Linked DNA regions of Homo sapiens: region 1 is linked to region 2. Evidence: chromatin contacts called from ENCODE Hi-C or POLR2A ChIA-PET data. All regions are on one chromosome and are shown on one strand. Each heading gives the region's core, a stretch centred on a gene start or an enhancer-like site at or near the end of the contact. The rest is flanking DNA. Distances are from core to core; before and after follow the strand shown. Region 1 overlaps MGAT4A (alpha-1,3-mannosyl-glycoprotein 4-beta-N-acetylglucosaminyltransferase A). Region 2 overlaps INPP4A (inositol polyphosphate-4-phosphatase type I A).

Region 1 (4,800 bases), core at 1,540-4,039, 230 kb before region 2:
AGTGTACAGCTCTATGAGTTGTCACAAAGGGGCACACCTGTGTAACAAACTCCAGAAGTACAACATTTCAGCATTTACCTGTCTTTCCTGTATTTTGGTGCACATATTGGTACACAACTATTTCAGTTGTCGGGTCAGCAGCTTTTTAAAAAGGAGTCTTTCTCATGGTGCATCTCTGAAGGACCCAGACAAGTGATGAGAATCAGTAGTGTTACTCATGCATTCATGGAGGTGTGAACACAGTGCTATGATAGCACTGGGGTAAAAACAGCACATTCAGATGAGGGATTCTGGAAAGGATTCTCACAAGAAGCGGTGTTGGAGTTGGTCTGAAAAGAAGATAGGAATTTAATGGGGGAGAAAGGTATTCGCTGTGTTAATAGGGAAGGTGGATGTTGGATTGAACCAAGGAGTGGGCACGTGTAGTGTTTGGTCTGATGAATACAGGTCCAGATGCACGAAGGATGGAGAAGAGTGGAGGAGACTGAGGGAATGAGGAGGGGACAGGGACTGTTAGAGCTGGGAGCAGGGATGGTAGCAGTAAAGGTGACGAGAGATCTGAAGGGCTCGGCAGGAATTTCTGGTGAAGAGTGTCATTATGTTACTACTTTATCCTAAATTTTACTTGCTATAAAATATCCTGCTGTGTGTGGTGACTCATGCCCATAATCCCAACACTTTGGGAAGTTGAGGCAGGAGGATCCCTTGAAATGAGCCTGGGCAACAAAGTAAGACTCCATCTCTACAAAAAATGTAAAAATTAGCCGAGTGTGATGGCTTTTGTCTGTGGTCCCAGCTACTGAGGAAGCTGAGGCAGGAGGATTGCTTGAGGACTGGGAGGTTGAGGCTGCAGTGAGCCATGATTGAGGCTAACGTGGTACTTATGCACGTGTGAACACATGTCTTTTTTTCTCTTGTAAGTTACTTAAGTGGTTAGCTGATTTTTTTTTTGAACTTCAAACACCTCAATCAATATAAAAACAAGCACAAATATTGTAAAACTACCATATTTATATTTAAACTTATTATTAATTAGCAATACTATGGGCTTTTTCATTAATTTCTTCATCTCTAAACCTTCCTAAAGTTAATAGTAATTCTCATTTTTATACCTTTCTGGGATTTTAGAAATCTCATCAAGCTGGAAAATAAAAAAGTGAGTGTCTTCTGGGACCATTCGTGTCAAATGTGATCAGGATTATTGACTGAGCATTGAGTAGGGGCCAGGAACCTGGTTGCTTCCCCCGATGTAATTTAAATCTAGGTTACTTGTTGTCTGGGTCCTTTTTTTTTTTTTTTTTTCCAAATTAACTTGTTAGTTTAATGAGGCCTTTTGAGCTCAAATTTATCATATAGATTTTAGTTTTGCCCAGGCTGGTGTTTCCCCTATGGAATAGCATTCCTTACCGACCACTTGTCATTATATCGACTTAGTAGAGAGATTGCAAACTTAAGCATTTCTTGTTGGGATCTTCTGATTAGAAGGCCACTTAGAGTTTTTTTCTTCTTCTCAGACAAGAGGTCTAGTCTAGCATCTTGGTTATTTTACGACAGATCACTGATTTTTTTTTAACCCAACTTCTTTATGTGACCACTGTGCTTATCTTCCTCCCCACCCGCCGTTCTTCTTATACTTCTTATTTTGCTCCAAAACTGTGGGTTTGCACAGAACTTCCTTTTTCCTTCCTTCATTATTGTACACACAGATAGACAAAATTTTCTATATAAGCAGACATACTTATTAGAGGAAGGAAATAACAAATGTATTGACTGTCTTCTACTTATTCAAATTCAGAAAAAAATTACTGGGCACAGTAGCTCACGCCTGTAATCCCAGCACTTTGGTAGATCACTTGAGTTCCGGAGGTCAAGACTAGCCTGGGCAACATGGTGAACTGTCCGCCTCCCCGCCCCCCATCTGTACTAAAAATACAAAAATTAGCCAGGCATGGTGGTGCGTGCCTGTAGTTCCACCTACTCAGGAGGCTGAGGCAGGAGAATCACTTGAACTGGGGAGGTGAAGTTTGCAGTGAGCCGAGTTCGGGCCACTGCACTCCAGCCTAGGTGATGGAGTGAGACTGTCTCAAAACAAAAAACAACAACAACCCAAACTGACACAAAATTAATCATATTCCTTGTCTTTAAATTTTTGCATTTCAACTTTTTTGGAATAACTTTTTTTGTTTTCAAATGTATATCCACTAAATATAATTTGTTTTCTTTTAATATCTACATTGTCACAACCTGGCTACCGGATACCATGTTAGGCTGTTTTCTTTGCCTCTTCTGCATTCTCCCCTGACATCCTTGAAAGCACTCTTGCATTCTTACCCTGTTTCCATGCTTGCAGACCCATCCTGGTTTTTATTTTCCTGTCTGATGATGTGGAATTAGCTATGTCTTAAGATCCTAGTTCCTTTCACGAGGAGTTGTTTTAGAGACTTCAAAATTTGGGTGTCTATGAGGGTTAGTGATGGACAAAAGTGTTCCTGTTGTTTTTGGGAAATGGTCATTGATTGTTTTTTTTTCCAATTTAACCAGTCATGTTGCTCTACTCTCCTTTTCAGTGAGATTTCATTGATGGCTAAGACTTTGCTCTGTGTTGGTGAACTCCAGCTCACTAAAGTGAAGTTCTAATAGGACTGGAGTTTTATAGGGAAACTGGGTAGCCTGAATTTCTTACTTAAAGGAGAATGTGAAAAGTGTTGTGGGCTAGGGAAAGAGTTTGCCAACTAGTTTATCTCTTGCTTTATGCTGTGGCAGATGGCCAGTCATGGCTTGAATTTACCCCTTTGTTTGTCCTGGCAAGCTTGTGTGTAGAGAGGCTTCTGTTGGCAGCTTGGTTGCTGTTTCAAAGTACCAAAAATTTTGAAAAACATTCTTCACAAATCCTGTGTGTGAGTTGTGGAAAAAGGAGGTAAATGTTCCAGGAAATCTCATACTCCTGAACTGGATGTCCAGTGGTTGGCTACCATGTTAGGTTTTTCCCTTCTACTGGGTTGTTCTTTCATTAAGTTGGTGTAAGTTAAACTTAAAAACTTGAACTTCAAGACTTGTAAAATGTCTTATTTTTGTTGCGCCTCATAATATGCATTTATCTTGTTGCCTCTTTTGTAATTCTGCAACATTCTCCCTAAAATAGACAAAATCTATCCTTTGTCCATTCCTGTTTTCCCCTTTTTAAATCAGTAATAAAGTCCCATTTGTTTGTAGACAGTTGTGCAGAGAAATAATAGAACCGATTGGACCTCCATTATTGCTGTATGGTGCTGTCATTTCAGGGGAAATAAGCCTGTAGCTTATAGACTGAAAACAAGCTTAGAGTTGGTGTTTGGGAGCAGTGAAGAGTACCCTTTGTAGACCGCCTTTTTCTCCGTGGTCTCATTTAGTCCACACTACAGCTCTAGGGAAGGAAGTGAGTATTAATATCCCTGTTTGACATGAAGACACTCAGGCAATTAGCAAAGTACTTAATCCAGCTATATGAGATGACTAGAAAGTGAATTCAGAAAGAAGGTCTGAACCTAGGTGTGTCTGACTCCATGGGGTGTACAGCCTGAATCGGCTCTCAGGGAATGCCCACTGCCTCCAGGGCAGTAGAGCCGTGTTCTCTGGATGAGTCCTCCACAGATGAGCTTCTGGGATGCTCACGTTGTCTGTCACCCAATGTGATTTCTTTGTATACTTTTTACAAAACTGTATCTTCTTAGCTAGTATTTAATTATATTCTCACCCTATTGTTTATGTTGCATTTCTTTTTAAGTGCACAGTTTCAATTTAAGAAAGCTGGCAAAAAACTAGTTTAACCTGATGGTTAAACAACCAGTTTAACTGTTGTTTTTAGGTTGAAAAATCAGTTCATGCTGCCATTAGTTAAAGGATACTTGAATCATGCAAAAATCTGTTGTTTACTCCAGCAACGTTCCCTTTAAATGGAAGCATCTACATTACTGGTTGCTGGTATTTCTGGAAGAGGCACGTGTTAACTGGAGTGAGGCAGTGGATCTTTGTTTTGTTACTAAGTGTAACTGCTGAAGTGTCTTCCTAGCAAAATATATGCCAAAGTTTACGGCAGGTATAACTTTTTTTTTCTAGAAATAATTACACATAATGTTAGACTTTAGGATTTCAGGTTTATTGTTTTGATGCAGAGGAGGGTACTTATAAATCTCATGGCTTTTCATTAAAATAAAACACATTATCAGCGAGTATATCTAATTAGTAAATCTCATTAATCTTATAATATTTTCCTTTTATCACGGACCTGAAAAGCAGCTTGTTGTCAGCTGTGCTCACTGGCGGGGTGCGGTGGCTCACGCCTGTAATCCCAGCACTTTGGGAGGCCAAGGTGGGAGGATCCCATAAGACCAGGAGTTCGAGACCAGCCTGGGCAACATAGTGAGACCCATCTCTTAAAAAAAAAAAACTGAGCTCACTAAAATACCCCTAACATTGACTGCATCATAGGGGAGGATGTCGTAGGCTTAACTTATATATTTTGGTCTATTACAGTTGATTAAAGTAAACTTGAGGCAACTGGCAACAAATTTATAAATAGCCAGAAAATGTAGATTCACAGTGTGGAACTTAAGTTACTTTGAAACCATTTTCTAAAAGCGAGTCCTGTTGAGGGTTAGGTATGTTGTGGAATGGTGGAATTCAAACAGATGTCTCACTGTTTGGATTAAGTCATAGAGAAGATCCAGAAAGGACTCCGGAGATTACACATGAGCAGCCTTGCTCTGGAATGGTAGGATTTGGTCCCTTCTCAGAAGGGACAGGCAGGGTGGTTGTGGAAGT
Region 2 (4,477 bases), core at 1,878-4,377:
GGAAGGCATATGTAGTTTCAAGTGTATTGGTCATGAAAATGTCTAAAGCTGAGTTGCGATTCACTGTATTGTTATTCCTATCATTTTTCACATAAAGGACTGCCTAATAAACATTTTATTATTATAGAGTACATGCCAAAATCATTATTAGCACAGGTTGAGTATCCCTTATCTGAAATACTTGACACCAGAAGTGGTTAGGGTTTGGAATTTTTTTAAGATTTTGAAATATTTGCATTATATACGTACAGATTCAGCACACCTAATCCAAAAATCTGAAATCCAAAATGCTCCAATAAGCATTTCCTCTGAAGGTCATGTCAGTGCTAAAAAAGTGTCAGGTTTGGAAGTACTTCAAATTTTGGATTTTCAGATCAGGGATGTTCAACCTCTATTATGCTTTCACTTATTTTCAAAAAAGCAATGTAAGTATAATTTTTTCAAGTGTAAGCTTAGATCAAAAGCTTTGCATTTCTCTTAAATGCAAGAGGACACATATATCTTTTTGCATCACATCCCAGGGTTGCTCAGAGGCTCATCCCTGGATGTCAACCACACTTGCCTACTGTCAGCACTGACTGGCTGGTCGCTGGCCTCCCTGTGACAGGCCCACTGGGGAGACACCTCCATTCTGGCAGGTGTGACAAGTGGAGGGGCCATTGCACAGAGGCCCACAGCTGCCCCTCTCTGCTTTCCAGGACAGCCAGTTGCACCTGCCTCTAGGTGCCCACCTTTCTGTTGGCTGCTTTCGTTTTTAATCCCACTCTTCTTCAGACTGCCCTCCTTGCAGGGCCCCATATTCTGAACCAGGTGCAACCAATCCTAACATCCCTTGAGGCCCTGCTCTGACTGGTGCCAATAAGCTAAACCACAGCTGGCCAAGATAGGAAAAGTGATTTAACCTGCTGTCCCTCTAGGATGGGATTTTACCCAGATCTCCAGAGTCTCAGCCCAATAATGTGGGAACCACAGGTGTAAAGGCAAAGAGGAAAAAAGCAGGATACAGAAAACATTTTACAGCAAGGTGGCCCAACAGGGTCCCTCACATCACCTGCTGTGCCACTTTAACGTGGCTTCTGCTTAAATTTCAAGTTTAAAAAATTATATTTATTTTAAAGACAGGATCTTACTCTGTCAACTAAACTGGTCTCAAACTCCTTGCCTCAAGTGATCCTCCCACTGCAGCTTCCCAAAAAACTGGGATTACAGGTGTGAGCCTAAACTTGGAGCTTTTAAAGTACACAGTGTTGAGTTGTTAAGCCAGGACAAGACATCAAACAATCCAACTCCAACATGGCAAACTCGTAATGAAGGGAGAAGGAGAGGCAAAGGTGCTGCTGAGAAAACCTTTCACTAGAGAACGGAAAGCCCAGCCAGAGGTGGTGCGTGGACAGGGAGCACCCTGAAGACCAGCAAGCTAGCTGACACTCAAGGCCAGCTGAGCATCACATTTACAGGCTGTCACAGCCTCCCTGTCTTCCTGGGATTCTGCAAAACACAATTCCACAGGGAGGACAAGCACTTAGAATTCTCCCCTGGTACAAAGCCTGCTTGCTCACATTGGATCACTTGGAAACATAATAAATCCTTCCTTCCCCATTAATCTGTTACTGAGGCTCAATGTGATATAATCATTTTATATAGAGAATTCTGTCACTGAATCTTTATATCTAAAACCACTTCAGATAGCTAAAACATATGCCAGCCTTAAGCCAAATGCAGCTCCCTAAAGAAACCAGCACCCCAAAGAGACCACAGGATTATCCAAGAGCCACAGGCAACCAGAATAAAACTGGAGGAGCGAGGGTTCTGGCTGCCAAGAGTGGTCGATTTATGCGTGCCAAGGGACCAAGCCCCCACTGGTATAGGAAATGTATGCCATTTCTTTCCCCCCAGGGAATTTTCAGAGGAAGACATCCTTGCTCCACACAGGATCACACCAGGTCCACATTCCTCCAAGTCTCCTGTTCACTTCCTGGCCTCTCTGTGGGGTGAGGGATTACAATGGGCAGCAGGTGGTGACACCCTCCACCTTGAGAGGGACGTGTCAGATGCAGGAAAAGTTCACAGTGCTCTGATTAAATTATGTTTTGTTAGGACACCCCCTCCCCAGTGTTGGCATTGAAAGGTAACTAGCAGAAGAACTTGAAGCACACCTGTGTAACTCAAGGTCAGTCCCCAGGTGCTGCTTTGCTCTCTTTGGGCCTCAGTTTCCTAAACTGCACACTGGTAATGCACAGCCTGCAGCCTGAGAAGCATGTGAGAATGGAGCACGTGCAGCACCACAACTCCTTCCTGGGGCTGGAAGGGTCCAGAGTGTGCGGCACCCTGCCCCCCACTCACCCTCCACAGGCCAGCACAGGGGGAGTTTGGCTGCGGAGACGGACACACGCGCCCTGGGGCTGCAGCTGGCAAGAAGACAGGCTAGTGGAAGATTCAGTGCTCTCCGGTCTGAGGCTGCCAGCAATGCAAGGGACTGGAGACGGGCACATTCTGCCTGGCAAGGGATGGGGGCCAGGAGTGAGGGACCATGTGTGCAAATGCACGGGAGCTAGCTGGCCACCTCAGTCATTTACTCCTTCAGTGCACAGAGGGTCACCAAGGCCTGGGGCCAAGTGAGAGGACAGACACCCATAGGAGAAAGAGCCCAGACTCAGCCCTTAATGCCCAGAATGTCAGTGCAGGGGAACCACAGTCAGTGATGATGTTCCTAACACAGGTAAAATGACGACAGTCCTTTCTACAGCAAAAAGCTGCTCTGTGTCGTAAGAGCATATGATAGGGCACCAGATAAAAATCTGGTAAGTCACTCCACCTCTCTCTGAGCATCCCTTCCCTCCTCTGCAAAATGGAAATGAATAATAATTACCTCATCAGGTAGCTGGGGATTAATAAACTGATCCTAGACAGACATCTGGCCCAATGCCCAGCATATGGTAAATGCTCAGTGAGCCAACCTCTCAGGGCTGAGTTCCCCACCCACCCAAGACAGTCAGAACCAGGAGCCCCTGGCAAGGCTCCACCCAATGCCCTACAGAAACAGAAAAAAAGCTTTAGTTTCAGCAGAGGCTGAGAAGGCAGGCCTCTGGGGCTGGCAGGGAGGGTGTCAGCCAGAGGCTCCGTGTCTAGCGGGCAGCAGAGGAGGTGCTGGCAAGGACAGCAAGCTGGCTGGAAGCCCTGACTGCAGGAAACAGACCTCAAGCAGCACTCCCTGGGGGCAGGACCCTGCCATTCTGTGCTGTTTGGGGGCAGTTTCTAAAGCCTTAAGAAAATAGCTTCCTGTCTCAGGCTTTCTAGGAAGTCACAAACTAGGTGTCTGGGAGGCAGTTTTAGGTAAGTGCACAGCCCAAGGGAGAGCTGACCCCTGTACCAGACAGAGACCCTGACAGAAGGGACAGCCCAGGGCCAGGCACAAAGGGCTCCAGCTCAATCGAAGTTGGTCAAACAGGGACAAAGGAGACAGTTTTCTTCAAGGACAGGAAGAAATCTGTTGCTATCCTGTGTACCCCGAATTCCATTTGCAACCATTAGTTGTTTCAGAAAAGCTGGTGCGTGTCAGATGTTTTATCTATGAGACAATGATTTCCCAGCACCTGACCACACTTTCTGTGTCACAGAAACTGTGGGCTGCAGGTTATACGTGGGTTCTGTGCCTCCTGGCATACCTGGAAAGATCCTGATGCAGCCCACACTGTCAGTTCATAAATAGTAGGGTCAAAACTCTGTTTCCCATGGCTGGAGCAAGCTGCTTCAAACCAGCCATCCCCATGCAGAGATGCCACTGACTATGTATTTATTGCTAACTGTCTTCTAATTATGATAGAGCAGTCAGCGCCTGGCTTCTAAGACACCTTGCTCAACTCATCAAAGTAGGGTAGCCTCGGGATATCTCACGAAGCACACACAGGAGAAGTTCCCACCCAAGGCACAGCAGATACCCCCCATCAGCACCACTGCAGCCAAATGGGGACAGGAGCACCTCCCCACACTTCTAAAATTAGAAGTGCCACCAATTAGCACCAAAATAAGTAGCCTAGTTTGGGGAAGGTGATAAAAATCAGCGAATAATATCTTGAGTGGGGAGTGGAACAGGAACAAGCACTCTAGGGCAACTGGAAGTGTGGTCTGTGAACTGGCAGTAGCAGTACCACCCAGGAGCCGGGAGGAAGTGCCCGACCTATGAAGGCTGACTCCCTGTGGGTAGGGCCCAGTATCTGCATTGAACAAGTCTTCTAGGTGACTGCTAGGCATTCAAGTTGGAGTAGCTATCTCTAGCCTGCCATCTTCGAAAGATGCCTGAAGACTTACACAATTATTTCCAGTTAAGTCCTAACAATCTACAAAAAAACCGGACCTCTTTCTTTTCAAAAAACAGAAAAATAGCACCACCACAGAAAGTCATGGGTGCGGGCTGCATTCATGCTCAGCTAGAACTGAATGCAGAGTAAGTCAGGACAGAATAGGACAGACACATACC

What was found. A loop is a pair of places that touch in the nucleus more often than their neighbours do. ChIA-PET counts read pairs that join two places held with the same protein, here RNA polymerase II (POLR2A). Pooled maps may share reads with other maps.
Region 1: a loop to region 2 is called in a map with no recorded cell type, with 8 times the contacts of the local background. The contact joins two enhancer-like sites. A Hi-C loop is called at or near these places in 3 of 37 single-sample maps with no recorded cell type and 3 of 50 pooled maps. POLR2A ChIA-PET finds 5 or more read pairs at or near these places in 3 of 52 experiments (WTC11, activated CD4-positive, alpha-beta T cell and activated T-cell).

Annotation. Positions count from the first base shown.
Region 1 is chr2:98,707,765-98,712,564 of GRCh38, reverse strand. All of the region lies in intron 2 of MGAT4A (alpha-1,3-mannosyl-glycoprotein 4-beta-N-acetylglucosaminyltransferase A), which reads left to right. LOC124906050 (a long non-coding RNA gene) reads right to left here. Exons shown (of 3, transcript XR_007087149.1): 3 at 4,748-4,800. Among named protein-coding and RNA genes, the nearest start is that of MGAT4A, 21 kb to the left of the region's middle. Within about 2 kb of position 2,789, at least 5 of the 41 ENCODE cell types and tissues checked have a DNase peak (open chromatin) inside an H3K27ac peak, as active enhancers do.
Region 2 is chr2:98,478,746-98,483,222 of GRCh38, reverse strand. All of the region lies in intron 1 of INPP4A (inositol polyphosphate-4-phosphatase type I A), which reads right to left. Among named protein-coding and RNA genes, the nearest start is that of INPP4A, 36 kb to the right of the region's middle. Within about 2 kb of position 3,127, at least 18 of the 41 ENCODE cell types and tissues checked have a DNase peak (open chromatin) inside an H3K27ac peak, as active enhancers do.